4 separate regions of the Mus musculus genome follow, and regions 1, 3 and 4 are each linked to region 2. The links are chromatin loops, found by intact Hi-C in ENCODE. Cell type or tissue: left cerebral cortex. All regions are shown on one strand.

Region 1 (8,000 bases), 59 kb after region 2:
TTGATTTTTAAATATTTTCTTTTTTTAAGGGATATTCTGTCTGAATTGGAACATTGCATTTTGTTCTGTCCATTTTTAGTATACAGAAATAATTGATATCCTGTGATCTAACTGAACTTAATTATTAGTGTTAGCAGGTTTTTTCCTGTAAATCCTGTATAATATACCTGAGTGTAAAGATCATTTTAACATTTTTCCCCCAATTCAGACAGCTTTCATTTCCTTCTTCTCCATCCCCTGGCCAGACTCTAGGAGAGGTGAAGGGAGCAGAGTTGTGCTCCGTTTCAGGGATGCACTCATGCTTTCAACATGAACTCTGAGTTCTTGGAAGCAGTGCAGATGGACATTGGGCAGACAGACCCCTTAGCTGATGAGTTTATTCATGTCTATAACTTAGGTCAAAGAGGCTACCAGAGAGCACCACTGTGGTCCGCTTGACATCTTTTACTGACATCTCCGAGTGTCTGAAGCCCCAGCTGGAGAGAAAATACACTTACACAGAAGAGCATAATGTGAGTATTTTAAGGACCGTGTTCTTCATCTAATCAACCAGTGCCTCTGAGTTTAGAGATTTGGGTTTTTTTTTTAACATATGTATATATATTTTTTCTCTACTAAGCAACACGTTTTGGAATTTTCCTACAGGACCTTCCTCCATGCATGCTTTTGTAGCACTTCTCTGCCCAACCCTGCTGCTCTGCCCAGCCCACTTTGATCACTCTGATCGAGTGTTGCTCTGATAAGTATTCTAAGCGGCTGTTCTGGCCTAGTGTTGCTGCCTCAGACACACAATAAGACCCCTTGGTACTCTTGTGCAGTTTTTAAACACTTGATTAAAGTAACACTGGATGTTATGTCTTGGAAATCTCACTTTAAAAAAAAAGTGAAGGTAGGGGTTTCCAGAGTACAGCTACTTTGACAACAAGCATCTAATGCAGGGCGTAATAAATGAAGACTTAAATGAAGCTCTCACAGCCCCTGAGAGTCTACTGTGAATAAAATCAGCAGCAGTTTTCATACAATCTGAACACTTAAAATTGTATTTCTGCACAATTATCTTAAGTAAATAGTTCTCATTTTCTAGTAATTATGATTTTTCCCCTACTTCAAGTGCTGTTAGATGTTAAATGAAAACCATTGTATTCTCATCTCAGAATTTGTTTAGCAGGCAGACAGTGTGATAAAGGCAATAAAAACCTGTCCCCACCATCTTTGTTTGGGGGAGCATAAAGAAATCCAAGTTCCAAGAAACAAATACTGAGGTTAGACGAGCCCCCACCTCTTCACATTCGAGAGCCACTGTGTGCTGGAGACGCAGCCAGCTCTCCCTGATTTAAGGGTAGTATTAGGGCAGCTAGCATTGTTGGCAGAGAAGTCATAAACAGCAGAGGTTTATGAGAACTTCCAATGTTATTTCCACTCTGGAGGCCATGACCTGTGGGGCAAGACTGTCCAAAGAGGGATACACACACACACACACACACACACACACACACACACACACACAGAGTTAACAAGCAGCAACCAGAGGCCTTGGAGATGGTTCTTTTTATAACCCGCTTGTGTAACTAGAATAGCAGCACCTCAAGGCCAAAATAACAGTAAATATGTAGGAGCCAGGCCACCAACAGAGACTTGGAAGGTTCCCCAGTGGGGCCACTGAGCCCGAAACGGCAAAGAAATTGAAGTCAGAGATTTGCTCTAACATAAGTCTTGGAATTTGACTGGTTTCTAGTAGAATGGCTTCTCCTGCCATAATTTGGGCTTCATAAACGAATCTTACATGACAGTCAGATGCAAACACATTGCATTAATTATATCTATACACTATAAGAATAAAATGACAGCCCAGCAGAATTTACAAACCTTGCTTTGTACAATGCTATAAAGAATTACGGGCCTGGAGAGATGGCTCAGCGATTAAGAGCACTGACGGCTCTTTCAAAGGTCCTGAGTTCAATTCCCAGCAACCACATGTGGCTCACAACAAAGACAGCTACAGTTTACTCATAGAAATATAATAAATGAACCTTTTAAAAACAAACAAAAAGTATTGTGTTGTGTTTAAGCAGATAATGAACTTTTTTTTTTTAAATCTAGGTTAAAACTGTATCAAATGTTGGAGCCTTGGGAGGATTTGACATGGAAAACTTGTTGCAATCTTTGTATGTAGAAAACAGAGCGGGATTCTTCTTTACTAAATTCTGTGAGAATTCAGGGAACAAGGTAGAAAATAATTATTTAAAATCTGGATTTATTATTTTATTTGATTTTAAAATAAGTGGCATTGAAATAACTTTGTGTTGAAATAAATATATCTAATGTTCAAATTCCCATCTGATAAATTTAAATCTACACTTAGAAAAATTTTAACCATCTGCCCAAATTGTAATTCTTTGGTCTTACTAAAATTACAAAGAAAAATGAAGATAAATATTGACATACATTACTGATGATGGCTAATCATATAATTTAATCTCAATTTAATAAGCCATATTTCATTTACTTCTGTTAATACTTAACTTTTTCTTTTTTCTTTTTCTTTTTTCTTTTTTTTTTTTGGTTTTTCGAGACAGGGTTTCTCTGTGTGGCCCTGGCTGTCCTGGAACTCACTCTGTAGACCAGGCTGGCCTCGAACTCAGAAATCCGCCTGCCTCTGCCTCCCGAGTGCTGGGATTAAAGGAGTGCGCCACCACGCCCGGCTTAATACTTAACTTTTAATAATTCTAACAACTTTATGTTATGAGTGGAGGTAAAATGATTTCCAGTAATGTTTTTAAAATCACGATCAATGTTTATATGATCCAAATGAGCAGTGACTAATTGGGTCAGTAGTTAATACTTAGTTCTGCTGTGATATGCATTTACTCATATGTTGATATATCAGAATGCCCTCAGATTTGCTTTCATGCCACAAATGTGTGCTCTTTACATTTCAACTAGAACCCTTGCAATTTTTGTATCCATTACTATTTTTAAGCATTTACTACTTTAATGATCAACTCTATGGGATGCTCGCATGTAAGACTACAACATTCTATTGACCACAGCAGTAAATAGTATTGTACATTGCCAGTTTGTGATGAAAGGTTGAGAGCAGCTTAAGTTGGAGCTGATTTGTGGTAGCAGCAAGGAAATGAGCGCTTTTGTCCAGTGAGGTACAGCTCTGCGGGCCTCTCTAACCGGGTGGTGATCTCTGTCCTTCTCCGTCCGTCTGCAGCTGTGGAAGCACAGTGTGTACTTTTGGTTTGACCTCCAGGCTTATCATCAGCTGTTCTACCAAGAAACACTTCAACCTTTCAAAGTATGCAAGCAAGCCCAAGTAAGTAGCAGATAACACTGCTCTGTGCAAAGCTGTAAGTGCACTGGAAAATGGAAATTGTGTTCAGCCCCAGACAAGAGGGAGCTGGGGTGGAAGGCATCGTCATATCATTGCCCCAGGAATCCTTTGTTTAAATGTTAGCAGAGTATATTGATTTATAATCTGATTTGTGAGTTTTCCATTTTGAATATTTGATTTGGTTTGTTTTCTTTTCTTTTCCTGTCAATGACTTGTTCTACGAATAAAGAATGCCCCCATCTCTTTCCCCACTCCTTTGGGGGTTGCCTGTAGGGATCGAGAAGAACCCTGGGAGTGGCTGCAGTGAGCCACTGCAGCGAGCAAGAGCCCTAGTTCTGACCAGGGCTCCCCGAGCTTCCTGAAGATGTCTGCCTTCAGATGTGCCAGGCTGCTTGCTGGCAGGTCGCTGTGCAAGCGCAGGTCCCACGTAGGTGCCTGGGCTTCCATGCTAACATGCCATATGGGACAGCACTCAGAGGGTGGAGGAGAAAGCATTTTAGACCACCCTGAAGCAAAATAGGGAAGGAAGAAGAACAACAACCTAGAGGAGGAGGAACAGAGGGTCCTCTGCGGTTAGGGACAGAGAGCAGGGCCTCTTTTCAGGGAGGGGGCAGGCGGTAGAGATGAGAACAGTTATGACTCCAGCTGACTTTTGGGGGTTTTATTCTTAGGTTTTTTATAGATCTTTTATGGAGAGAGGTCTCCAAGACTAGACAACTATGAACTGCTTCTCTATCTGTTGATCACTCAGTGATTCTTATAACCCCAAATAACCCATCACAGAGGATCCTACCCCCAGATGCTGCTCAGAGAATTAGTTTCATCACATTATTATTTTATAATCCTGCTCAGGACACCAGAGTGTACTGCTGCGTGTCTGGCTGTTCCCCCCACTCTCCACTCCAGCATGAGTAACTGCTTTGTAACTCAGTGACAGCTTGGTACTTTGTGCCGTGAGAATAAGGACTCTGGCTCTTCCATAGCCCAGATGTCTCTATGCAATCATGAAGTGAATCTCTAGTTTTCTGAGACCACACAGTTGTGCTTGTTAACCCATTACCTGTAACTCTGTTTACCCTCCTCCCCTAGCCTACTGTCCCTACCATCTGTCATTTTCATTATGTTTTCACTACTCAAAGAACACTCCTCCAAAAATCTTCAGCTGCTCAGTGAAGTGGGATTTTGTGTGTGTGTGAGTGAGTGTGTGTGTGTTAATAATCAACCAGATTTCCATATACATATGAATGAGAGTTTATTGGGCTTTGTAAGCTCACCACTTTTTAGCAATGCTGTCATTCAGCTAACTGCATGGCTCAGAAACTGGACATCTGGATCACTGCAGTTAGTTAGAAATGGGTTGTCTATTTGAGGATTGCCAAGTCCTGGAAGTTTTCTCCCAAGATCTGCTTCTGGGGAGTCAAGGCAGGAATGGGAGCAGCAGATCCATGTAGAACACTCTGCTTTAGGAATGAATGGTGAGAAACAGGAGGAGCAAATCCATGCGATTTTAGAATGTGTCTTAATCTAGCTCCGGGAGTTACTTTATGTTTTTATTTTTGGTAGAAAGAATAAACTGTCTCAACTAGTTTGAGTTGTACTACCCAAAGATTTTGTTACTCTTAGTAGAGAAATTGTCTATGATATCATGGTATTATCGATTTATTTCACAGTATAAAAATCACTCATTTAATAACAATATAAGTATTGTATGGCTTTTTTTCAAAAATTTACTTATGATATAGATCTTTGAAATAATAATGCCACCAAGGGAATCTATTCATGTGGCACTCCATGCTAACTGTACTATGGACCTGGTTTTACATCATTTTTATGTGTTTGCATTAGTCAAGACACTAGAAGTTGATGCCAAAGGACCTACATGATTTCCTGTATACATAGTTTTATTCTCCCAAGTAATAGTATAGGGTAGTAAAGTAGACAGAGGTGAGTTAACAGTAAGCATTTAGCATGACTCATGAGCCCAAGAGTTTGAACTGGTGTCTAGGGCATACCTTGAAGATTTCCCTACAGGGCTTCAAGAGAACATAGTGAACAGTCAGAAACCAATGGTGCGATTGACATTGTATAGATACAGTCCCTGCCTCTGGGACCACACAGCACTGATAGGTTTGGAGACCAGCTTCTGCACCTTTCTTCACACTGGATGCTTGTTTTAGTGAGAGGACTAACAATGAGCTGCCTCTTAAATCTTTCTAAGAAACTTCATGTGGCAATAAAAGCTGCAAAATTACAAACATATGTGTTAGATTCATATTAGATATTTTTATAAATATACATGCATGTTTACTGGTCTAGAGTTGGTGGAATCTAGGAAAGGGGAGATGGTAGAGAAGGCAGACTAAAGTCTCATACAATAACCAAGTTTATTTAGAGCATCAGACAGTTTATACTCTGAGGGTTAAGAAGAGTCACCCGAGTAAAGTGTGTAATCACAAGGACAAGACACACGTGGGGGAAACATGTTTTTCCACAGAGGCATATAAACAAATACAATATCCAGTCATAATGAATAATCTGTAGTAAACTCACGCCTATCTGCTACACTGGGAGGGGCACAGAAGCATAATCCAAGAACAATTCCATGTTTTTGAAGAAATTGAGATCACAAGACTCTTGTCTTGGTTTCTTGGAATTCTTTTCATAAGCACTCAGAAATCTCCTCACACGGCTTCGTTCATAAACTGTGTTCAAACATCTCCCCCTGTTTTATTTTTTACTAGCAGGAGATTCAGGGTGGTTTTGGTTTGAGATGTTGTGCATAAATCTAATTGTCATACGATGTGTGACTATCATATAAGCGAGCAAATTATAAATATAACAAATAACGTTGGAACAGTGAAAGCATTGTGTGTGTGCTCTACCACCAAGAACCAGGATTTAAATTATGACCCGTACTCCTGGTTACATAATTATTCTGATCAGAAAGATCTGGACAATAGCTTGAAAAGAGACCCATAGGGTTGATAGTTCTGGTATCTTGCAAAACATAAGCCCATATTTGCCTTTTAGTAGGAATACAAATGTTATGATGTCGTATTAAATAGTCATTCATCAAATTAATTCAAATCAAACGAATGAATGAGTCTATTATGGTCCCTAGGTCCAGGCACAAACTCAGAGTCCTTAGTAAAGATAACAGGAGCTAGATCCACCCAGCTATAGCTGAGGCAAAGGAGGGTAAGGAACATAAGAGCATACACTCGCTCAGAGACACTCAGTGCAGAAGCCCAGGCCTAAGCAGCTAGGACTGCCAGACAAAGACTCTCAGGTGACATGGGACTCTGGGTATGTTGTTAGAATAACTTCTTCCTTGGTGCACAGGGCCTTAAATTTGCTCCAGGCAGGAGGCTTGACTTCTTGTGCCCCTTAGCTGGAGGTCTGCTTTCTTTCTGGGGACTTCCACTGTCTCCTTGCCCTTAGCCATTGTCCTTGATGACCCCAGGGCTGGAGGAGATTAAGAGGAACTCATAATATTTCAGAGTGTCCATCTGCAATGGCAGATGCATACCTCTTCCCAACTTCTTGAAGTTTTCTCACAAGCTCAGAGTTCTTAAATAGCTTCCTTCTTGACTGTGTTCTGACATATGTGCACAAAAATACGTACAATTCAGGAAAATAAGAAGCAGAGCTGGGAAAATCTGGCTCATTGGCAAGCACTATTAGAAATAAAATAAAAGTTAAATTTGAAAAAAAGGAAAAGAAGGCAGTAAAAACAAACCACAGATTTCATTTGCCTGAAAATGTCCGTTTTATTCTGATGACTTAGCTCAGTATAGACTTGATGGTTTTGTTGTTTGTAGTTAGCACACACTAAGTATATAATAACAGACTTGGTGACATCTGCATAGGTGTATATAGTGTGTTTGACCATGTCCACCCCTATTTCCACTTTGTTCGAGTCCATTGCCACGGGTCCCTCCTCCTTTCCATCTGTAAACTGCGCCTTCTGGCACTGTGGAGATGTAGGTGTTTGGTTCTGCCTCTGTTCTTGCAGAAGGTGTCTTTTTTTCTTTTTAATATTTTTTATTATGTATTTTCCTCAATTACATTTCCAATGCTATCCCAAAAGTCCCCCACACCCTCCCCCCCCCCACTCCCCTACCCACCTACTCCCACTTTTTGGCCCTGGCATTCCCCTGTACTGGGGCATATAAAGTTTGCGTGTCCAATGGGCCTCTCTTTGCAGTGATGGCCGACTAGGCCATCTTTTGATACATATGCAGCTAGAGTCAAGAGCTCCGGGGTACTGGTTAGTTCATATTGTTGTTCCACCTACAGGGTTGCAGATCTCTTTAGCTCCTTGGATACATTCTCTAGCTCCTCCATTGAGGGCCCTGTGATCCATCCAATAGCTGACTGTGAGCATCCACTTCTGTGTTTGCTAGGCCCAGAAGGTGTCTTCTTACTTGCCCTTACAGTCTTACCTTGGCGTTGGAGTCCAGTGTTTACCACAGTATGCCTATAGCTGTGATTTGCCTCTCAAATCTCAGGAATTAGGCTTTGGCTTCTCTTCTGTCCTCAGCTGACGCTTCTCTAGTGTTTTCAGGAGTGCATTTTTGTCATGTCTTGGGTTTCCTGTCTGAACCATGCTGTGCTTTGCAAAAGATCCTGTTTTCATTTTGCTCTTCAGCACACCCAT
Region 2 (8,000 bases):
GGCAGGAGCTGATGCAGAGGCCTTGGAGCTTGCTGCTTACTGGCTTGCTCAGCCTGTTTTCTTATAAAACCCAGGACCACCAAACAGCCCAGGGGTGGCCCTACTCACAAAGGACTAGGCCCTTTCACATCAATCAGTAATTAAGAAAATACCCTGCAGCCTTGCCTGCAGCCTGGTGATCTGAAGGCATTTTCTCAATTGAGGCTGTCTCCTTCCTAATGATTTCAGCTTGTGTCAAGTTGACAAGAAACCAGTCAGCACACCATCTAAGGGCAAAGGCTTTGGAATGTGAAAAATGTATTAATAGCTGTCTGGGTAAAAAAACAAAACAAAACAACAACAACAAAAAACCTTCTCTATATCTGTTTTCTAAACTACAAACCCAGAAGAACAATGCTGTTCTATTTAAGTTCCCATTCAGGGCTCCTGGTAAGAGGGGGCAAAACGTGAGACACTGTCCATGCTAAACTGATGAAGTTATCAACTTGTCTGGCCAGAACGAGCATGCGTGGGCAGAGCACAGGCAGGTAACTGAAATGAGGAGTTGCAGAAGTTCAACCGGCAGCCACTAGCCTGTCAGGTCATGGTTGTGGGTGTGATGCAGAGAAAAAGGCTGACATGGGATGCAGCCTCCAGTGCCTGGCAGCTTACTGCCCAGAAGGTGCATTTCTGGCTCAGTGACTGGAATAGTACTGTGGCTTTAAGGTATGGGTTTGCAAAAACAAGAGTAGAAGCCAGTGGTAGGAGTCCATGGGAACATGCACACGTGAGGAAATGTTCCTGGTAAAGAAAAGGCCATTGTGGCAGAAAAACAAATTGTATACTGACTCTCAAGTTCGTATCCCACATTCTGAAGTCCTGTGTCAACTGCAAACTGGGAATCTTGGTTTAGGGACTTCCTTGACAGTGGCCCTGAACAGCCTTCCCATCTCTGCTGATGACAATACCCTTCTGTGCGTTCAGACAAGAATCTTTAAGAGTCATCCCCAAATACCTGTTTCTTTCCTACACCCAACTTGTCAGATTCGCTAGGCTCTATTCTTTATCATTTATTTATGTGTATGTGCCTGATCGTGTATACTACATCCATGCAGGAAGAGGTGGTGGGACCACTGGAGTTGGAGTTCTCAGCCACCATGCAGGTTCTGGACTTGAACCCTCTAGTGCTCTCGACTGCCCAGCCATTGCTCCCGCCCCTCAGCTCTCCTCCTAAATATAGATGTGAGACCTGGAAGCCGTGCTGCCTGGCCACCATCAGATCAGCTAGTACCTGCTTGGAGCTGAGCTGTTTACATCCTCTGCACAGCAGCAGCCAAAGTGAGCAGCTGAAGCTGCAGCCCACGAGGACCATCTCCCTTCACTTCTGTTCCCTCCCACTGCTCTCCCTTGGCTTCATTTGGCTTTCGGATTTTGTCTGGCAAGGGCAACAAACACTTCACTTAGGTCTTTTTCCTGTGTCATACTGCAATAGCAATAAACACAACCAGGGAGCAGGTGTCTGCTTCCTTGAAATATAGGCACCCATTGTCTTAAGGGCACACAAATACCTGCCCCACACTGAGGAGTCAAATGTGGAGCCACTGGCGGGTTTTAAGTAGGTCAGATTTGCATTTAGATAGCTGGTTTTGCTTTCAGCATGGATAATGGATTTAAAGAGAACTCCTAGCTGGGAGCTAAGCCTGGAAGACTGACAAGTTAGGAAGCTTTTACAGCAGACCAGATGGGAGCTAGCGCTAAGGCTGTGTGTGGGTGCTCTTGGGAAAATGAGAGCAGAGCCCAAATGCAGAAATATGTTAAGGTAGAACTGGCTGAATCCAGTATTTACCTGAATGTGGGGTTTGGAGGGAAAGTTCTAGGGGGAAACTTTGAGTTACTCGGAAGATGTATCATTTAACGGTCATAAGATTTATGTTCCAAAAATAATTTATGTCCCCCCCCAAAATCTGTGTTTTAGTTGAGATAGGTTCTCAAGTAGCCCAGGCTGGCCTTAAACTTCTGATCCCCCTGCCTCCACCTTCCTAGTACAGATTTTGCAGGTCTTTGCCCCAACCCCGGTCAGAAGATGAAGCTCAAAGATCCTGTCTGGGAATGGGTATGATTTGGGTGTGGAGTGATAGGGTGGGGTATAGCTCCTGTTAGACATTTGCATTGGAAGTACTGCTGGGAAGGGGCAAGCAGTTAGCTTTGGGGTTTATTTGGTACCACTGAGGAAATTCAGAACTACAGAATGGGATAAGTTTTATAAAACAATTAGGAAGCAGTATTTCCAATGCAAATGTCTAACAGGAGCTATACCCCACCCTATCACTCCACACCCAAGTCATACCCATTCCCAGACAGGGACTTTGAGCTTCATTTTCTGGCCAGGGTTGGGGCAAAGACCTGCAAAACCTGTACAAGCAACGTGGAGGCAGGAGGATCAGAAGTTCAGGGCCAGCCTGGGCTACATGAGAACCTATCTCAACTAAAACACAAATTTGGGGGGGGGGACATAAATTATTTTTGGGACATAAATATTTTTAGTATTTAGAATAATTGTGTTTAAATTTTTATCTTTTCTATTTAAATAAATTCTTTTTTGTTTGTTTGTTTGTGGTTTTGCTTTACTGTAGCTCAGGCTGGCTTTAAACTCTTAGTAACTGAGAACAAGCTGTAACTCTATTCTCCTGCCTTCTTTTGTTAACTGTTAGGATTGCAGGTGTGTGCCACAGTACACAGGGCTCTGTTTTCCTAACTCCTTTCCTGAACACACATTTTAGGGTAACTGTAATCTGTGGTCCCCAGTTCGGGTAATTCCTAGTGGTCAGCGTTTATGAAAAACCTTTTGCTACAGGCGTCTGACCTAAGGAAACTGAGGCCTGGCTCTGCGGTCCTTCGCTGTGGGAGGATCTGCTCCCCCCGCCCCCGCAACAGCCCTTCCCCACCAGGAGCCGTGCGATCTCCACAGTAACGGCCGCTCCCCAGCCGCCACCCCTGGCCCAGGCGCCTCTGCTTTGTCCAGCTCTATGGCAACAGCGGGCAGCCCCAGGCCGCGTGCCGTGGGGCGGCAGTCGCTCCCCAGACAGCGGGGCCGGGCAGCTGGGTTCCCCCGACAGGATGCCGGAGAAGCGGCTCTCGGCGGGTAGGTGGGCCCCGGCGCCCTGCCGCAGTGCTCGGGCACCCGGACCGCGCTCGACCCCAGCCCCAAGCCTCCAGCCCAAGCCCGGGTCCCCAGCCCCAGCTCCCTGCCTTTTATACGAACCCCCAGGGCAGTCGCTATTACCTTGTGCGCTAACCACGCTAAGCTCTCCTTTTGCAAATGGGGGCCTTAGGTTAGCTCTGGGGTGACAGTGGGTCCCAAGCCAAAGTCCAAAGGTCTTTCCTCCCCACCTTCACCTGGAATCCTACCTTAAAATGTAATCCATGTGCGGATAATGAACATTTTACTGAGCTCACCCGGGATATATGTATATACAGTAGCGCCAGGGGCTGTCGCAGATGATTTCAGTTAGTCTAAAAGGAAGATCTGAGTACGAAAAGGTAACGTTTTGTCTCCTTCCAGAGCCGCCAGAAGTTACAGAAGAAGAGTTTGTGAGTACACAGTGGCGAGAACGGGTCTTTTTTTTTACATTCTCTTCGGGCTAAAGCTTTCTTCTGTAAAAGACCTCATGTAGTTTCTCCGTACCCTTGCTGTCCCTATGGGGGCAGGCCGGCTGTCTCCATGGCTTTGTTGTGATGTGCAGGGCAGCTCCTGGTTGCAGTAAACATTAGTAGGTAAAGTTGCTCACCCCAGCATTAGAGATGGGAAAGAAGGGCTGGGAGTCGGGGTCATCCTTTGTGACATAGCAAATTCAAGGCTATGTGAGATCCTGTCTTAAAAAATACCAGCCCTCCCTCACCTCCACCCCCATGGTAGCACTCAGGTCTTTAAACTCCAGCAGAGGCAGGAGGATTTCTCTGAGTTTGAGGCCAGCCTGGTCTACAGAGCAAGTTCCAGGACCGCCAGGGCTATACAGAAAAACCCTGTCTCAACAACAACAACACCACCCAGTCAATCAATAAATAATAAAATAACAAAGCCAAAAAACCCAAAACTAATCAACCAAACAACCAAAACAGACAAACACAAAAACAGCAACAGAAACCAGTCATCTATTTGTAAGTGTTTAAATTGTTTTCTAGACATTGTTCTCAGGTCAGAATTTTGGAGAAATTGAGCATACTAAATATTTGCCAAATCTATTTATCATTTGGGAGAGTGCTGTCTTTAGAGACTCTTCTAGAAAGCATATTGCTTACACGAGGAGCTTGCCCCAGGGCACAGACAGACACAGAGGCAACCCTTTTTCCTACCACCGTTGAGGCTGGAGCTCAAAGCGCGTCCAGTATTTACTAATGTGAATACTCTAGCACCCACTTCTCTTGTTGACTGATTATCCTATTTACTTTTGGCTTTTCATTCAACAAACATGAGTGACTGTGTATTCAAAGTATTGTCCTAAATACTGGGTCTAAGTCTCAAAAACGTTAACAGTCTAGCTGGGGCTAACATAAGAGAGAAGGCTAAGTCAGCAGATAGTAGGAGTAGTAGGAGGTGGGAGCAGGAGGAGGAGGGGTGGGGGAGAAAAGAGAAACTTCTATGTACACTAACATACAGGTACACACAGCACATCAGAAATGCTTCCATATATTGGCCGAACCCCGTTTAACGGGAAATTAAGTTATTCCATCACTCAGCCTCAGTGCTTCACGCAGGAGGGCATCTGAGCCAGCTCCTCCTCTTCTGTGCCATCCAGCCTGGGCGTCTTATGAGTACTTAGCATTTGAGTGATTGTGCTCAACTTGTCCTCCTTCCCTGGGCACCCGCTGAGTTCCAGGCCTTGATCCCAGTCTTCTTTTCCCTTCCCAGCTTCTCTCCCCACTCCTGTGAGGTATTGATCTTTGGGACTCTGCTCTCCAGAAGTTTGTGGGTGAGCTCTTCCTTCGCCCCTGTAGCTCTACCCTTCCCCATCTCTTGAGAATCCCAAGTCCATATGCCATCCCCACATCTGCTCTCGGTGTTGCTAGGACGTAACCTGTGCGGCCCGCAACTTGCTATGTGTGCAACCCCGCATCACTTCAGACTTTGTATCTAGATGCTTCAATGCTGTGTGGATTGCAGATTCCTGTACCATGTCTGTGTCCAGACAACACATTTGATGCTTCTACATAATCTGGTGAGCTATCAGGTGTCCCTGTGTCACCTCTTCAGAATCCTCACCTGTGCTCTCCAGCCCCCGATTCTGCCTTTCCACTGTTTTCTTGTGTTTTGGTGAGTGGCACACTCCTGTTCAGTTGTCCATGCTGCCTTCCTTCCTCCCTCCCTCCCTCCCTAGCCATGTCTGTCTCCATATCATGGACCTTGGACCTGCGGTTCTATTTCTGGCTTCATCGCCAGGCACAGAGTTTGGCTATAGTCTTAAGTGATACCAATTCGATATTCCTTCTCTCAGTTGACACTCTTCTCTGTCTAAAGCATCAGATGCAAACTGTGTGCAGCGGCTGTCCTGGAGTCTCCCATGGCTGTCGTATTGCTGTTAGCTCTTTCCAAAACGTCTTACTCCACTGTAAGAAACTTGATGAATAGCTAGTATTGCCGAATGCTGGCCACAGACTGATGTTTAACCCCAGGACAGCCCTCTGAGGTAGTGGCTATTTCCCACATTTCATAGCTGAGGAGGCCAAAGTTCATAGAAGTAAGATACTTACTATGATACTAAGATACTTCTATGGCCACTTATCTAGTGACCCATGGAGCCCTTCAAAGGCTCGGTCTTCCTTAATCTGCCCGCCCTACCTTGTTCTCTAGGATACATATTCCTTCACCCTGCTGTGAACTTGCAAACACTTCCCCACGCTCTGCTCTGGCCAAGCCTTCTGCCTCCTTTGCTGTCAGTTGTGTTGGGTCACCCTTCCTCACCCGTGTCACAAGCTGGCACATTGCTTCCGTCCCAGGTCATCTGCACAAAACCCTTCCCAAACCCAACGTCATGCAGACTGTCGGCACTGGGCAGCTTCCCATGGGGACCAGTTTGTGACCAGATCCTCAGATTCACACGCTCAACCAAGTGTTGGCTGACTACTTAAATGATTAACCTTCCTCAAACATATGCTTGGCTTTGGTTCTCCAATGTGTGTTGGTGTTCTTATCAATAAACGACACATTCTTAGAAAAAGATCCTAGCTACTCTACTATCCAGAGTAAAGCCCAGCCTTTCTGCCTCTCCTGCAGGCAAGTGCTGTCATGTGGCCGGGTCCTGGTGAGAGGCATGAGTAGGAAGGCTGGGCCCTGGGCCCTACTTCTGGAAAGCTGATGTTTCCAGTGGTCGGGTAGCTGACCTTCCATCACAGGCTTGTTCTTGGAAGCTGGGTACTGAGATTCTAAAGTTCGTGTACGTCTAGAAGGGAAGAGTAACCAGTTTTCTTCCTCTCGCTGGGACAATGATGGGGTGCTGGAGCAGAAGCAACCATCTTGGATCCTGAGGAGGCGTCCTAGGATAAGAGAATCATGATCGAAGGGAACCCTGATGGCAGCCTGGACGCTGCTCAGGGTTACACAGGCAAAAAAAACTTTGTATTTCATTTAAGAAGCAGTGTTTTCGGTGTTCCTGTGTTTATAATAATTTTCTTCATATTTTCTCAATCAGTAATCTAAAACTACACTGTTATTATGGATGTCACAAAGGATCTTAACCTTCACACAGGGTCTTCGTTTTCAAAGCATAGAGTAACTCATTTGGAATCAGCCACTTGTCTGCCAGGGACGCTGTGTTTATGTAAATTTCTGCTTTTAGGTGAGAGGCTTATTTTGGGGGCAGGGTCTTGCTTGTATGTGGACCTGGCTAGCTTGGAACTCTATGTAGACTATACTTTCCTTGGCGTGGTATAAAGTAGGCTGATCCTCCTGCCTCTGCCTCATGCATGCTGGGTTACAAGCATGAGTCATTATGCCCAGCTATTTAAACGTTTTATGTATAAAAGTTGAACTTTTTGGTTCTGGGACTCCGCCGAACTTAGGAAATTAGTCTGAACAGGTGAGAGGGTGCACCACAGAACCGGACAGCTTCTGGGACAGGCGGAGCCACAGAGCCACTGAGGCAGCACTCTTTTCAGGCCGCAGACAGCCGGCCACCGTCCCGACCAGAGGACAGGTGTCCGCCTGGCTCAGAAGGCCTCAGCCTCAGGAGCAGCGGGCGCCACCTTGGTTCCCGGACTCCACTGAACTTAGGAACTTTGTCTGTATAGGTGAGAGTGTGCACCACAGAAGCTGAGAGCTTCTGGGACCTGCCAAAGCAACACAGCTTCTGGGAAAGGTCCTGTTTTGGGCCTTCTTCTTCGGTCAGGAGGAGGTCCAAACACAAGATATCTGCGCACCTTCCCTGTAAGAGGAGAGCTTGCCAGCAGAGAGTGCTCTGAGCACTGAAACTCAGAGAAGAGAGTCTGTCTCCCAGGTCTGCTGATAGACGGTAACAGAATCACCAGAAGAACAATCTCTAAACAGAGTCAACTATAACAACTAGCTCCAGAGATTACCAGATGGCGAAAGGTAAACGTAGGAATCTTACTAACAGGAACCAAGACCACTCACCATCATCAGAACCCAGCACTCCCACTTCGCCCAGTCCAGGGCACCCCAACACACCCAAAAACCTAGACCCAGATTTAAAAGCATATCTCATGATGATGGTAGAGGTCATCAAGAAGGACTTTAATAACTCCATTAAAGAAATACAGGAGAACACTGCTAAAGAGTTACAAGTCCTTAAAGAAAAACAGGAAAACACAATCAAACAGGTAGAAGTCCTTACAGAAAAAGAGGAAAACACATCCAAACAGGTGATGGAAATGAACAAAACCATACTAGACCTAAAAAGGGAAGTAGACACAATAAAGAAAACTCAAAGTGAGGCAACACTGGAGATAGAAACCCTAGGAAAGAAATCTGGAACCATAGATTCGAGCATCAGCAACAGAATACAAGA
Region 3 (8,000 bases), 370 kb after region 2:
ACATGGGAGAACATAAGTGTTCTAGGAGAGAGGAGTTAGTTGTAAGATTCATGGCTGCACAAGCATCTGCAGAGTGGAGGAATAGAAAGTCCCTTGAAATAGTCATAGTTTAGAAGTATTATATTGTATTCTGCAAAATGAAAATGGGAATTCTTTTAACAAGCTCAGTTAATAATTTCTACTATATTATTTTTAAAACGAGTAAGTGAATATTAAAGCTCTCTAGGTTGCACAAATGTATCAACGTTTGAGGAAAAACATTAGCTTTCTTTTTTTTCTTTCTTTTTTTTTTTTTGGTTTTTCCGAGACAGGGTTTCTCTGTGTAGCCCTGGCTGTCCTGGAACTCACTCTGTAGACCAGGCTGGCCTCGAACTCAGAAATCAGCCCGCCTCTGCCTTCCAAGTGCTGGGATTAAAGGTGTGCGCCACCACTGCCCAGCAAACATTAGCTTTCTTGTTTCATGCTTTTATATTCCCTTTCCCCACATACTTTCCATAGGTTTCTAATAGCTTAGATGATAAAAAAAAATCATTAGGCAAACTCATTTTTTTCTTGGTCTTCTTGACAAGTGAGGGAACATGCCTACAGCACATTCCCAATGGTGTTTCTCTAAGAATTACTTAGCACATAGGATTCCTCTAGAATTACAAATCTATTTCAGCTCTTAAATTAAAATTCATCTGGGAAGGACTGCTTTTCCCTGTTTATATAACATTGTCACATAAAGAGTGTTAAAAAAATATTTCTCTAAAAATAGCCTGCGTAAGTTAGGGATTAGCAGAGCTCTGTTGCTGGGCCGTTCCTTTGTAGTTTTTTCCATGATGTTCTTGCACAGTGTTTTTGACTGTGTTTATTAAAGTCAGCACATCAAAAAGGATCAAAGAAAAGTGAGGGAGAAGCAAAGAAACCCCAAGTGTGTTGTCTCATTGGGGAGCTATGCAGATTCAGATAAACAAGTGCAAATTGTTGAGGGTTTAATGAAAAAATTTTGACAATTATTTTATCTTGCGTCCTTCTATAGGACGCCATGTGCACAACAGATGCTCTGCTGTGTGCAGACCGCTCCTCTCTGTTTAATAGCCCATCGGAGATGACTACTTTGTCACTGTGCTCAATTTGGTTCAGCAAATAATTTGAGAAGTGCAGCTGCTGCAGATGCTCACAATGGTGACAGAAACTGTAAAATCAAAGACTTGGGGAAGTTTTTCTGCATTAGAGTCAACCTATAAAAATCTGACAGTCATTCCTTTGAGCTCAAAGATACATCATAAAAATTGGTTTGAATACAGACCACCACCACTTGAAAACTACACAAAAAAATATGGCTGCTGGTAGTGTGTGTCTTTTTATTTTTGTCACTTATCAAGACAATACCAAATTGTCCGGTGTGGTGGCACATCTTGAATCCTGGCACTGAGGAGGCAGAGGCAGGCAGATGTTTAAATCTGGGGCAAGCATGGTCTACATAGGTAGTGAGTTCCAGGACAACCAGAGCTACATGGTGATATCCTATCTCAAAACAAGCCAAAACCAAACGAATGTATTTCAAGTTAACTGAAAAAACATGCAATTTGAAGATATTCAACTGCATTATGAAATTAATATTCATAATGATAAATTACTGTTTTCTTTGAAATACAGTTGCAACTATTTTTTATTTAAGTATGTCTTGATCCTGGTGTGAAGGCCAAGTTTACAGCTAGCCTGGGATCCAGAAAGAGATCCTATCTTCCCCAACTAAAAACAAAACCAAAAAGAGCTATGCAGTAATCTCTCAATTAGTTTCCCTAGATGCTAGCCTTTAGCCACAACTAGAATCTGTCCCAACCCTATCTCATTTACACACAACAGATTTTGTTATAGTTTCATTATAATACATCTTTTTAAATTAAGTGACTAACTTCAATTTTGATTTAATGTGACTCTAAAAAACTATTTTAAGATGTTTGCTGGACACTGACCAGCAGAATTATACCAAGTATCTTTTAGTCAAGGCGAATGTATCTATTTTTGTGCTTAACAAGATAAAAGAACATAATTATACAAGAAGAGGGTTATACAGTTTTTCTAATATAAAAGGGAAAATTACAAAAAATAGACCATTTGACTGGCTAAATAAAAAATGTTCAATTGTATCATAATGAAAACAATTATGAAGGTTAAATATCTTTAAAAATGAATCTAGAGATAATGCGATGTGAGCAGAGCTGGCCTGCATGGGGGTCTAAAGCTCTTCCTCTGTTTGGGACATAATTTTTCCCTGCCACCATTAAGGGACAGCATTTAGAAAGGTGTGAGGTTGGGCTCGGAGGACCTGACACTCTAGTGTCCAGTGTTTGAGAATCTTTCATGTCTCCTAGACCCTTCATTTTTCATTTCTGACTTTAAAAACAACAAAGGAAGAAAAAAAAGATCTTTTAGCTGGCTTGATTACGTATATTTCAGAGAGGAAGGACATTAACTATGTTTTGGCCTAATATTATTATTACACAACTATTAAAATTAAAACCAAACCACTGTGCTCAAACTGGCTCTCTAGAACTAAATTACAATTAGTCTCCAGCTGACAATTACTTTTTAGTACACAGCTTAGGGACTGACAAAAATCAGTCCACAACCCTCCTCCATACAGGGCCATGGAAAAGGACATACTCCCACAGGATTGTGGGAAAATATATGGTTTCCTCTTGAGACTTCTGTTCCAGAGTGACACTTCTGCACTTGCCTCTCAGCTTTCCCAGTAGCAGATTCTGTGACTGAAATGGTTATTTCCTGCCTGTGTTGACTTTTCTCCTCTCACACTTTGTGCCCACCTTCTCTGATTCAGTGTGGAAAAGCTACTACTTAGTCATAGTGGCAAAGGAGAAAAATGGAGATGTCATGGCCAGTTAGCTCCATGCCCCTCTACAGTTTCAGTCTTTCCCCGGCCAGGTGTGGCCTGCCTGACACAACACCTCAGTGATACTCTCCCAGGCTTGAGCTTCAGCTGGGCACCTTGTAGAGCATATCTGCCACCATGGCAATTTTTCTTTTGAAAATAAATGGTTCCCAGTGACACATTAGAATCACTTGCGAGGCTGACCAAATTCACATCATTGGGTTCTGTGCCCAGAGAGTATGATTCATAAGCTGGGTTGGGGGTCTAGTACACACATTCCCAGTAAGGTGTCAGGTGATCTGCTGTGCTTGTTCCACAGACTGCACCGTGGAAACACTGTTCTAAGGCTTCCAAAGCTCAACTCGATGTTGTGCTAGCCACTTCAGCTAAAAGGAACTTAGGAACCAACAGTTCCAAAGACAGCTGCAGGAATGTACCTCAAGACATGGATAGGAAGCAGCTTAGAGCTAGGAAATACCCTGGCTCACAGATTTGTTTAAACAGACAAATAACCTTAAACAAAATGACAATAGCCCCAAACCAAACCAAACCAAACCAAACCAAACCAAACCAAACCAAACCAAACCAAACCAAACCAAATCAGCATCTCTGAAATCATTTCACAAGCTAGAACTGTTCCCATCTCTAATGACTCTAAGTCCTTAAAACACTGCATTTTTCACATGCTAACAAAGGGTGTTTTCTCCTCCTCCCTCCATTCCACCCTACCCCCTTTCTGTAACTTACCAGGTACTTTTTGTGCTGCTTTGACAGTAAGGCTTCCATTGAGGTTTGACAGTGATGCTAACACACATGGCTTATGAGGGTGCGGGACAGTTTCCATGGAGACCACGATTTGGGTAGTATGGACAGAAACTTTTTGAAAGCAGGAGATGGCTCTCCAAATGTTTTCTTGAAATGATGTCTTCTGTGCTTCATCACAGTGAACTTTGGTCTTTGACAACTTTCCACGGTAACATTTGGGGACAGGAGGCTCATCCATATTCAGTATAGAGTCTGACGGGGTGGAGGTCTCTTTGCTATGTGCAGAGCTGTGTGCCTTTTTTATCTTCTTTAAAAAATGATTTATCTGATCGAGTTTGGTAAAACTTAAGTTTGCTTTCAAAGGCTTTGATACATCCAAGTAGATGTCAGCTACAAGAAAAAGGAAACAGGGTGACTGGAGCTCCCCAGTTAAATACTAATCAAAGTACAAAGCTCTGTGATCTTTCACTTGTCCCTCTTCTCAGAGCTGACTGAAGGGACATACCTCTGCGCTGCCTACCCACCTGGTCTGCTGGCCACTCATACAAGGCCCACACCCACACAGGGGTTTCTACCTCTGCCCTTAGGCTCTACAGCAAGCTGGAGGAGGCTTTCCAGTGTGGCACCTACCCAAAACTGCCATTTGGTCTCCCAAGGTAACAGAATTCCATCATAGGATCAGAATAGTATGAGACAAAGTGCTCATCCCAAGCATCACGGGTCTGCCCACCACACTGGCTTCCTGACCCTTTTCTTGCCTTTTATGCAGAAGTGCTCATTTCTCCTTTATGAGCAGCTATAAGCAGAAGATTCTGTGACTGATGAACACTCAAGTATATTATTAAAATAAATGGAATAGAAATTTTTTTGTTGTTTTTTCTAATTTTTTAATAGAAAACTGCTTTTTTCCTTTTAAATTTTTTTAACTTAATTTTATTTGTAATTCATTTTTTTATACTCCATATTCCATTCCCTGCCCCCCCCATCCACCATCTGACTGCTCCACATCCCACACCTCTTCTCAACCCCACCCCATCTCCATGTGGATGTCCCCACCCCACCCCATCCTACTTCTAAACTCCCTGGGGTCTCCAGTCTCTTGAGGGTTAGCTACTTCATCTCTGAATGAACACAGACTCGGCAGTCCTCTACTGTGTGTGTTTTGGGGACCTCATATCAGCTAGTGGATGCTGTCTGCTTGGTGGTCCAGTGTTTGAGAGATCTCAAGGGTCCAGATTAATTGAGACTGCTGGTCCTCCTACAGGGTCCCTCTCCTCCTCAGCTTCTTTCAGCTTTCCCTAATTCAACAACAGGGGTCAGCTGCTTCTGTCCATTGGTTGAGCGCAAATATCTGCATCTGACTCTTTCAGCTGCTTGTTGGGTCTTTCAGAGGGCAGTCATGATTTTTGTGAGTGTTCCATAGCCTCAGTAATAGTGTCAGGCTCATCCTGAGTGAGGTAACTCAGACCCAAAAGAACATGTATGGTATGTACTCATTAATAAGTGGATATTAGCCAAAAAGAAAAAAAGAAAAAATCCATAAGGAATACACAATTTGGGAGAGAGAAGAAAGCAATCACAAGAGAGGAGGGAGGGAGGGAAGGACTTGGGAGGGAATGTGGACAGGGTGAGGGGCAGTGGGGAGTAGAGGGGAACCTGATCTGGTCTTGGGTGAGGGAGAAGGACTGAAGCCCTGAGGGCCAGCAGAAAGAATATAAACTAGCAACCTCAGGAAATAGGAGGTTGGGGGACAGGGGGACCTCTATGAATGCACCAGAGACCTGGGAGGTAAGAGGTTCCCAGGACTCATAGGGAGGGACCTTAGATGAAATGCCCAACAGTAGAGAGAGGGAACTTTTAGAACCCACCTCCAGCAGGAAGATGGGGCATCAAGTGAGGGATGGGGCTGCCATCCCACAGTCATACCTCTTGACCCATCATTATTCCTGTATGAAAGAGTTACAGGGATAGAAATGGAAGACCAATGTGTGGATACTTCATTCCTCCTTAGAATAGGGAACAAAATGCCCATGGAAGGAGTTACAGAGACAAAGTTTGGAGCTAAGACGAAAGGATGGACCATCCAGAGACTACCTCACCTGGGGATCCATCCCATAATCAGCCACCAAACCCAGATACTATTGCATACGCCAGCAAGATTTTGCTGAAAGTATCCTGATATAGCTGTCTCTTGTGAGGCTTTGCCAGTGCCTAGCAAATACAGGGATGTTCACAGTCATCTAATGGATGGAACACAGGGCCCCCAATGGAGGAGCTAGAGAAAGTACCCAAGGAGCGGAAGGGGTCTGCAACCCTATAGGTGGAACAACAATATGAACTAACCAGAACCCCCAGAGCTCTTGTCTTTAGCTGCATATGTAGCAGTAGATGGCCTAGTTGGCTATCACTGGGAAGAGAGGCCCCTAGATCCTGCAAACTCTATATGCCCCAGTACAGGGAAACACCAGGGCCAAGAAGTGGGAGTGGTTGGGTAGGGGAGCAGGGCGGGGGGGTGGGGGGGGAAGAGGGTATAGGGAACTTTCAGGATAGCATTTGAAATGTAAATAAAGAAAGTATCTAATAAAAGAAAGAAAGAAAGAAAGAAAGAAAGGAAGGAAGGAAGAGAAGAGAAGAGAAGAGAAGAGAAGAGAAGAGAAGAGAAGAGAAGAGAAGAGAAGAGAAGAAAAGAAAAGAAAAAGAAAAAGAAAGAAAGGGAGAGGAGCCTGAGGAAAAGAAGGTCCAGTGACAGGCCCAAAGTGGGATCCAGCTCAAGGGGAGGTCCCAAGACCTGACACTATTACTGAGTCTACAGAAATTTCTTAACATCTATATTCCCATTTACATGTGTCACATGTCAGATGTTGTCAAACTGGCCCTTTATCACTTGTTTCCATCTTGCCTTACCTGTATGACCTAGTAAGGACTTAGATCAAGTGTCCTGAGGGCACAACTGTGCACACCATCTTTTCCAGGTGTGCCAGCTCATCAGTCCAGGAATTTAAACACCGTATTGATATATTCACATTCTAAGTTCAAAATATGACTATCGTCACAGATAGACACACAGCCAGTCACTCCCAGTGTTACTTAGACACAAGACAGTGACACTAAGAGCTCTCAGCAGTCACTCCTTGCTTATCTTCCACCCTAGCCTCAGACAGCAATCAAGCCCTGTCTTTGCATACTTGGGGATTAGGGACACTGCATATACAAATGGAGCCATAAAACGTTTGATGCTTTATACAGTGTTTCCTTTGTGTATTAACATTCTCTTGAGGTACATTCATGTTAATTTTGATTGCCCATGATTGGGTTTCCCTAATGATTGATTTGTTGAATGTTTTCTCATGTATTTCTTGTCTATTTAGTATAAATGCTTAGAAAATGAGTATTTACACTCTGCTCATTGTGTGTGTGGGGGGGAACAGACAGACAGACAGACAGACAGACATATGTGACTGTAGATGGGCAGGCATGCCATGGCTCATGTATGGAGATCAGAGAGCAGCTCAGTGTCGGCCTGCATTCTCCACCCTGCTCTCACAGGGAGTCTCCTGTGTTGGAGGTCATGTCCTAGTGCTGGAGAAGCACCAGGATTGCAAGCTTGTGCTACTTCGTATGGCTCCATGGCGGATCTGAACACAGGTCCTCATATTTGTGCAGTAAGTGGTTTACCCACTGAGCCATCTCCGTACTCCTAAACTCCACTCATTTTTTTTTTTCCTTTCCAGACAGGGTTTCTCTGTGTAGCCCTGGCTGGCCTCAAACTCAGAGAGATCCGCCTGCCTCTGCCTCCCAAGTGCTGGAATTAAAGGTGTATACCATCACTACCTGGCCACTCATTTTTTTTTTTAATTCCAATGATTTTTTAATTGGAGGTTTTTAAAAATCAAGATACATGATTTGCAAATACTTTATTCTATTCAGTTGGACTGTCTTTTCACTTTATTTTGACTAGCTTTTAGCACAGTATTTTAGCTTGTCAACATTGAATATTTTGATTTCTGTGAGGCCAACAGAACCATTATTTTGCTTATTCTACTTAACCTAAGATCACAAAAGTTTATACATATGATTCTTTTAAGCGGCTTATAGTTTTCCCTCTTACATCTAGGTCTATGGTCTGTGAATTAATCTTTGTGTCTTGTGTGAGACAGAGGTCTGCTTCATTCCACATTTAGATACTTAGTTAATCAGCAACATATGCTGCTGAAAGATATTTTTGACTTGCAAAATTTGGAGTTTTACATAAAGTAGTAGGATACATATTGTGGGGAAAACAGATGGTTGATTTACCTGCTCTGTCCTCACAGCCCTTTATGTGCGCGCCTCTAGATTCTGTGGCCTCACAGCAAGT
Region 4 (8,000 bases), 120 kb after region 2:
CCTCATATTCTGTTGTTATGTCTCCCTTTTCATTTCTGATTTTGTTAATTAGGATACTGTCCCTGTGACCTCTAGTTAGTCTAGCTAGGGGTTTATCTATCTTGTTGATTCTCTCAAAGAACCAGCTCCTGATTTGGTTGATTCTTTATATAGTTGTTTTTGTTTTCACATGGTTGATCTCAGCCCTGAGTTCGATTATTCCCTCCCTTCTATTCCTCTTGGGTGTATTTGCTTCCTTTTGTTCTAGAGCTTACAGGTGTGCTATCAAGCTGCTAGTGTATGCTTGCTCCAGCTTCTTTTTGGAGGCACTCAGAGCTATGAGTTTTCCTCTTAGGACTGCTTTCATTGTGCCCATAAGTTTGAGTATGTTGTGGATTCATTTTCATTAAACTCTAAAAAGTCTTTAATTTCTTTCTTTCTTTCTTCCTGGACCAAGTTATCATTGAGTAGAGTGTTGTTCAGCTTCTACGTGTATGTTCACTTTCTATTATTTATGTTGTTATTGAAGACCAGCCTTAGTCTGTGGTGACCTGATAGGGTGCATGGGATTATTTCAACATTTTTGTATCTATTAAGGCCTGTTTTCTGACCAATTTGGAGAAGGTACCATGAGGTGCTAAGAAGAAGGCAAATCTTTTTTTTTTTTAGAATGTAATGTTCTATAGATATCTGTTAAATCAATTTATTTCATAACTTCTGTTAGTTTCTCTGTGTCTCTGTTTAGTTTCTGTTTCCAGGATGTGAGTGGGGTGTTAAAGTCTCCCACTATTATTGTGTGTCATGCAATTTGTGTTTTGAGCTTTCCTTCGTTTCTTTAATGAATGTGGATGCCCTTGCATTTGGTTCATAGATTTTCAGAATTGAGAGTTCATCTTGATAGATTTTACCTTTGATTGGTATGAAGTGCCCCTCCTTGTCTTTTTTGATAACTTTGGGTTGAAAGTCGATTTTATTGGATATTAGAATCGGTACTCCAGCTTGTTTCTTGGGACCATTTGCTTGGAAAATTGTTTTTCAGCCTTTTACTCTGAGGTAATATATGTCTTTGTTCCTGAGGTGGGTTTCCTGTATGCAGAAAAATATTGAGTCCTGTTTATGTAGCCAGTCTGTGAGTCTACGTTTTTTTATTGGGGAGTTGAGTCCATTGATATTAAGAGATATTAAGGAAAAGTCCTTGTTGCTTCCTGTTATTTTTGTTGTTAGAGTTGGAATTCTGTTCTTGTGGCTATCTTCTTTTAGGTTTGTTGAAAGATTACTTTCTTGATTTTTCTAGGGTGTAGTTTCCCTCCTTGTGTTGGAGTTTTCCCTTAATTATCCTTTGAAGGGCTGGATTTGTGGAAAGATATTGTGTGAATTTGGTTTTGTCATGGAATGCTTTGGTTTCTCCATCTATGGTAATTGAGAGTTTTGCTGGCATTTGTGTTCTCTTAGGGTCTGTATAACATCTGTCCAGGATCTTCTGGCCTTCATAGTCTCTGATGAAAAGTCAGGTGTAATTCTAATAGGCCTGCCTTTATATGTTACTTGACCTTTTCCCCTTACTGCTTTTAATATTTTATCTTTATTTAGTACATTTGTTGTTCCCATTATTGTATGTAAGGAGGAATTTCTTTTCTGGCCCATCCTATTTGGAGTTCTGTAGGTTTCTTGTATGTTTATGGGCATCTCTTTCTTTAGGGTAGGGAAGTTTTCCACTATGATTTTGTTGAATATATTTTCTGGCCCTTTAAGTTGAAAATCTTCATTCTCATCTATGCCTATTATCCTTAGGTTTGGTCTTCTCATTTTGTCTTGGATTTCCTGGATGTTTTGAGTTAGGATCCTTTTGCATTTTGCATTTTCTTTGATTATTGTGTCCATGTACTCTATGGAATCTTCTGCACCTGAGATTCTCTCTTCCATCTCTTGTATTCTGTTGCTGATGCTCAAGTTTCTGGCTTATGTTTTCTTTCTTAGTATTTCTATCTCCAGTGTTGTTTCCCTTGTGTTTTCTTTATTGTTTCTACTTCCATTTTTATATCTTGCATGGTTTTGTTCAATTTCTTCACCTGTTTGGATGTGTTTTCCTGTAATTTTTAAGGGATTTTTGTGTTTCCTCTTTAAGGACTTCTACCTGTTTAGCAGTGTTCTTCTGTATTTCTTTAAGTGAGTTATTAATGCCCTTCTTAAAATCCTCTCCTAACATGAGATATGATTTTAAATCTGAATTATGCTTTTCCAGTGTGTTTGGGTATCCAGGACTCGCTGTGGTGAGAGTACTAGGTTCTGATGATGCCGAGTGGTCTTGGTTTCTATTGGAAAGATTTTTATGTTTGTCTTTTGCCATCTGGTAATCTCTGGTGTTATATTTTCCAGCTGTCTCTGGCTGGAGCTTGTTCCTCCTGTGTGTCTATTTGCCTCTGTTAGTACTCATGGAAGACCAGCTCACTCCTGAATCCAGGGGGCCAGAGCACTCCCTGGAGGCCAACTCTCCTCTGGCAGGGAAGGTGCACAGAGGACTGAGGGTCAGCTCCACCTCCTGGCTTAGGGTGAAGGCCTGAAGGAACCCTGTCCAAGAAGCTCTATTGCTTCTGTGTTCATGTGCTCTCCAGCTGGAACCTACCTCAGACAGACCCCCAGATAGAAAATGGCGCTATCACCTGAATCCTGGGATATCCTATACATTAGGTTTTTTTTTCTTAGAAATTGGTTGTCTTTTAAGATTCTATAGGTACAGAAGAATGTATATTAATTTAATATTAGACTCAAATCTCAATTGCTACTTGGGGGATTATAACATTTTCATACCTTCCATTGAAAACATGGGTCCTGATAAGGTAACGTTTAGAAGAAAGGCTGATGTATGGCATGCACATTTTTAAGCTGAGAATGCCTCGAGTTTTACAGAGATAACTGAGAAATAGGGTTAATAGATGCCAACTAAAAGAAGACAGGCATTCAAGTTGAAGAGACTTATGGTATACATTGTATCTATCATCTATCTATCTGTCATCTATCTACCTATCTATCTATCTAATATCTAATCCTCTATCAATTGATATTCAAGAGTTTCACACAATGTGCTTTTGTCTTGTACACAGGCCCGCTTAACTCTTTTCAGATCCAGCCTACCCACCCATCTTTGTGCCTTTTCTTCTTTTTTCCTTTTTTTTTTTTTTTATTTCACCCATCAAGACCAAATTTGTGCTACCCAAATAATCTTAGATGCGTAGCTTTCTGCCGAAGTATGACCAACCTATCAGGGGCTACCTTCTTAGGCTCTTCCTCCCTCCCTCTCCCAGTGCTAACAGTTGCCAGTAGCTCCACCTTTAGGGATGGGACTGTGTGTCCGACTCCCATCTCCATGCCTGAATTTTGTCTGGCTTGGGCTTGCACGGACATTGTGCGTGCTGTCACCACTGCTCTGCTCTGTCTGGAAGACAGTATCCTTGCAATAATCCAGTGCCTGTGGCTCTTACATCCCCTCCCCTCCCTCTTCTGCAAACGATTCCCGAGCCTTTGTAGGAGGGGGTGTGGTATGTATGCTCCATTTAGTTTCATAGAGCATTTCATAATTTCTTCCTCTCTGCACCTTGGACAGTTGTGAGGCTCTGTGTTGAGCACCATCTGTTGCAATTAGAAGCCTCTCTGATGTGGAGTTGCGAGAGCTGCAATGAGCCATGGGTGTAATGATGTCATTTAGAATCCGTTTAATGCTTTGTCTACTAAGGCATCCTTTGACATGGCTCTCCAAATTTTATATCCATGCTTCCAAGGAAGCTACAGAATTCAATAACAAGATTGTACTTCAAAGGGAATGAATAATTTTAGCAAGTAACTATATTTATGCCTAGAAGAGATGAGTAGTGACTTTTGCTAATTCAGGATTCAAACATTTACTTTGAAAATAATTTCCTCTTTTACTCTAAGAGTTGGCTTGGAGCCTAATGGGACGGCTCGTTTTTCTTCAAGGCATTAAGTAATAGCTACTCTTAGCCATAAGATGTTGGACTTGATTTGATGTGGAGAGTCCTATCTTAGAAATAATATATGCCTGTGGAGCTAATGTAAAACTTCAGCACAGGAATTACAACAGCTACTCTTATCTCTATAAATATCATAATTAATGATTTAATGTGTGGTGTCCTCTTAGAGAGGCTTGGTCTAGCATGCCGGTTTGCTTTTTAAATGTTACTTTTTCTCCCTCTTACACGAAAGAGAGATTACGTCATTTAAAAGTTACTCAGGATTTATTCTTAGATCCACAGCTTTGTTTAAGAGCTTTCCAGAGGCAAAATGGAATTTCCTTTTTCTAAAAGACAGGGAGGGTGCGGGGAGTAGGGGGGGGAACGCTTTGTTTCCTTTGATGAACTGAATACTTGAAATACTTGCACAACACTGCAGAGAGTGGCTGACCAACTGGGGTAGTTTAAAAAAAGAACATCAATTTCTTATTTCAGAAGACCTAATGGAGTCTTTACTAATTTGACCAGTTGGTTAGAGACACATAAAGACTAAAGGCACTTTTAAGTGTACTCTGTGAGTGTTTTAAAGGACTTTCCACTGGTAGCTAAAAACCCTGCTGATAAGCACGTGCTGAGCTCTCTGTGCTGTGAAGTCTCAGACAAGGTGTGGGAGGGAGACCCGGTGTAGATTAAGGATAGAGAAGCTAATCCTCTATTGTGGTATACTAGAGTTAAATCAGTACATCTGTAGAAAATCATATTCTGAGACATACTTTTTTTTATATATACAGATGACAATTTTTGGGGTTCTGTTTAAGTTTTGGCCACAGTTTTGTGAGTTTAGGAAGAATTTAACTGACGAGAAAATCATGAGTGTTTTAGAGAGAAGACAGGAACATAAGCAGAAAAGGAAAGCGTCAGACACAGAAGAGGACAAGGCGGGAAAGGTAAGAGCAAGCCCATCCCATCCGCCGCAAGCACACTTCGAAAAGAAAGGTGGTTTGCATGGCTGATAGAAGAATGTGGGCTGGGGAAGTGTGCAGAGACGCTAAGGAAGTAACTGCAAAGCCTTCCTTCACAGCAACCCGGCTGTTCTGAATTTCCCAGAAGTGATGTCAGATAGGTTCTTCAGGAAGGCTTTTGTTGACACCTCTAGACAACACCAGCAGCTTCCATTTGCTGGAGTGATCCTACTTCTCCTGTGTGTGTGTTTTGTGTGTGTGTGTGTGTGTGTGTGTGTGTGTGTGTGTGTGTGTGTGGGTGTGTGTGTGTGTGTGTGAGAGAGAGAGAGAGAGAGAGAGAGAGAAACAGACAGATAGACAGACAGACAGACAGAGACAAAGAAAGGCAGAGACAGACAAAGAAAGGCAGAGACAGAGACAGAGAGATGCATATGCATGTGTATGGTACCTGTACAAGCACATGCAGATGCCAGAGCGGCAGCTCCTGCTCTATTCCTGAGAGGCATCTCTATGGGCATGGCTCCCAACCTGGAATGCCAATTTCACTTATCAGCTGATGGTAGTAGTATGTATCTATATGACTTAAGCATGTAAGATAATTAGCTGGCATGTATGTATGAAAAACTATTCAACCATATGATTGAAAGGTATTTGCTCATTCGGGAGCACACAGCACAGTATGGTGAGGAGCATCCTCATGGGACTTCCTGGCTTTTCATCCTAGCCCTATCATTAGCTCTATTCCATTGGTTGTTTTCTTTTTATTACTATTTTTAATTTTTCTATGTATGTCTATACATGTGTCACATACATGTAGGTCCCCATGATGACTAGAAGGTGTAGAGTCCCTGCGGTTAGAGTTATAGTCTATTCTGAGCTGCCTACCTGGGTGCTGAGAACTGGATTTGGGTTGTCCAGAGAGCAGCTAATGCCCTCCCTCTCCCCCCAGATCTGTCCTCTCAGCAAAACGGTCATTTCCTCTTAGTCTCATTTTGTCAGTAAATGGAGAGAATTGTAACACTCACATCCCAGAGTAAAGGACAGAGGAGGACATATGCAGCCCAGCAAGCCACACGTAAAGATGGTTGTCTCAGCAGGCATGGTGATCTCTATGTCAGGATGGCACAGCTGTGTCCTCTACTTCCGTTCTTGATGGGAATTCAATGGAGAAATCACAGAAGGGTGGAGGGAACCTTAGGGAATGCTCTGTCCAGTTTAACTAGATCATAGAAGTACTGTCTCATCAATGAAGCTAAGTCAATGCGGTGCAGCTTGCTGTGAGTTTGACCCCAGAACCACAGAATAAGCTGGGCACATTCATGTCATCCCAGAGCTGGGAGACAGAGACAGGAGGAACGAAAGACCTTGTCTCATAAAACAAGGCACTGGCAAGCAAGGTTGTTCTCTGGCCTCCATACACAGGCACACCCACACTTTTATGAAAATACACACTGGCATGCGTGTGAAAGTGTGCACACTTGCACGCACATGTGCACACACATGTTTGACAACATACATTGTTTAAGATGTTCATTCTTAGCCAGGCGTTGTGGCGCACGCCTTTAATCCCAGCACTCAGGAGGCAGAGGCAGGCGGATTTCTGAGTTCGAGGCCAGGCTGGTCTACAAAGTGAGTTCCAGGACAACCAGGGCTATACAGAGAAACCCTGTCTCAAAAAACCAAAAAAAAAAAAAAAAAAAAAACCAAAAAAAAAAACAAAAAAAAATGTTCATTCTTTCTAATTCAGGTAACATGTATGTAGGAAATTATTGTACATGAGGGACTCATCACAGAAGTGAACACAGATTTTCTGTGTACTGGTTGATTTCTAATGTACAAGTTTAGAAATGACCTTAGTTTCTACTTGAAAGAATGAAAGTTGGTATTACATATCCTCCACTCATCCATTGAACATACTGGCATGGTTACTATATCATCCATTCAGCAAATATCTGTGTGTGAGGCCATTCAGCCACTACAGTGTACATATGGTGTATTCATGTCACCACACAGCACATACTGCCTCTCGGCAAACACCTAGGAGTTAAGCCACACAAGGGCCTGCCAACCTGCAGTTCTGTATTCCTCACACTGGAACATTTCCCCACTATACCTGCATGAAAACAAGCCCATGCACCCCGATTCCATCGTGTGTAATGCTATGCCCATGCGCTCTCCCTGTGGAAATGTAGATATATGTTCGTGAGGACTATCGGTTGTCCTCCTCGGATGCTTAGATTTTTATATTCTACCTCATTTTCATCTCGTTTATCATTCAGTGTTTTCATATTAACATGGCAGAGTGAAAGGTGCGCTTAACAGTGGCTTGAGACTTCAACTGTGGTCGAACTATGTTCTTGTGTGATATTATAACCTCTTAAGTTCGCATTATCCATTTTGGAATAACCTGGTTTCTTACTTGCAGAGTGGAGTTAAGCAGTATGCAAGTACTACAGGCTCTCTTACAAAACCTGTCTTAGGCAGCGAGTCCCTACTAGTCCTGCAGTCCTATGGCCGGCAGGTAAGACTCTAGGACACACTCCTCTCTAGAGCAGCAAGTGCATGGTGCTCACAGCTGCAGGGGGTTGTTGGGCTAAGGGAGCTCTGTGGTGCTGCTGGTCAGAGTATGGGACAGGTATGAAAATGGGCAAAGATGGTAGTCTTCTGGGAGATGAAATTACCCAATCAGTGTGATAAAGGAAAGTCATATTTTATGGTTTGGAGGGTTTCTTTTCTCTCAGAGCGCGTTGAGATTGAAATTCAGGGCCTCATGAATACTAGGCATGTGGTCCACCAGAGTCCTTCCCAACCTCACCCAGGGTAAACCTGAAGACAGTGAATGCTAAATGCTCAGTCTCTGTTTCTGAACTCTTTGTTGAGCACACCCGCCAACAAGACACTTGCAGGCTTATGAGCACCGTCACACCAACTCTCTGAACCATCATGGGTTTCATTTATACTCATTTTTAATGACTTGTATTGAAAAACATTTGCATCTTAGGACAGTACTAACTTTTCAACTAATTAAACAAATTTTTCAACACTTAGAAATGCAAAATAAGTTGCTAGCTGAGAGACTATAGAACTCTCACAA

What was found. Peaks named below come from ENCODE experiments on the same cell type or tissue, not always from the same donor. Only the 100,000 strongest peaks of a DNase experiment are listed, where the experiment ranks them.
Region 1: it touches region 2 in a loop (5-fold over the local background); 3 of 42 quality-filtered maps call a loop at or near these places.
Region 3: a loop joins it to region 2, with 3 times the contacts of the local background. A loop is called at or near these places in 2 of 42 quality-filtered maps.
Region 4: it touches region 2 in a loop (2.3-fold over the local background); 2 of 42 quality-filtered maps call a loop at or near these places.

The regions. Positions count from the first base shown.
Region 1 is chr15:36,076,139-36,084,138 of GRCm38, reverse strand. Rgs22 (regulator of G-protein signalling 22) reads left to right here. Exons shown (of 28, transcript NM_001195748.1): 12 at 398-512; 13 at 2,101-2,226; 14 at 3,221-3,322. Among named protein-coding and RNA genes, the nearest start is that of Rgs22, 60 kb to the left of the region's middle. In left cerebral cortex, no CTCF peak of the experiment used is centred here; DNase peaks (open chromatin) are centred at 4,250 and 4,736.
Region 2 is chr15:36,135,449-36,143,448 of GRCm38, reverse strand. It overlaps Rgs22 (regulator of G-protein signalling 22), which reads left to right and starts at 3,049. Exons shown (of 28, transcript NM_001195748.1): 1 at 3,049-3,121; 2 at 3,542-3,570. The coding sequence starts at 3,097. In left cerebral cortex, no CTCF peak of the experiment used is centred here; DNase peaks (open chromatin) are centred at 1,382, 1,683, 3,084 and 3,412; H3K4me3 peaks cover 1,026 bases; H3K27ac peaks cover 2,413 bases.
Region 3 is chr15:35,766,489-35,774,488 of GRCm38, reverse strand. Vps13b (vacuolar protein sorting 13B) reads right to left here. Exons shown (of 62, transcript NM_177151.4): 36 at 3,626-4,033. Among named protein-coding and RNA genes, the nearest start is that of Mir875, 110 kb to the right of the region's middle. In left cerebral cortex, no CTCF peak of the experiment used is centred here; DNase peaks (open chromatin) are centred at 1,040, 2,778, 3,133, 7,986 and 1 more place; H3K27ac peaks cover 397 bases.
Region 4 is chr15:36,012,505-36,020,504 of GRCm38, reverse strand. Rgs22 (regulator of G-protein signalling 22) reads left to right here. Exons shown (of 28, transcript NM_001195748.1): 23 at 4,736-4,891; 24 at 7,332-7,427. Among named protein-coding and RNA genes, the nearest start is that of Cox6c, 78 kb to the right of the region's middle. In left cerebral cortex, no CTCF peak of the experiment used is centred here; DNase peaks (open chromatin) are centred at 3,578 and 4,963.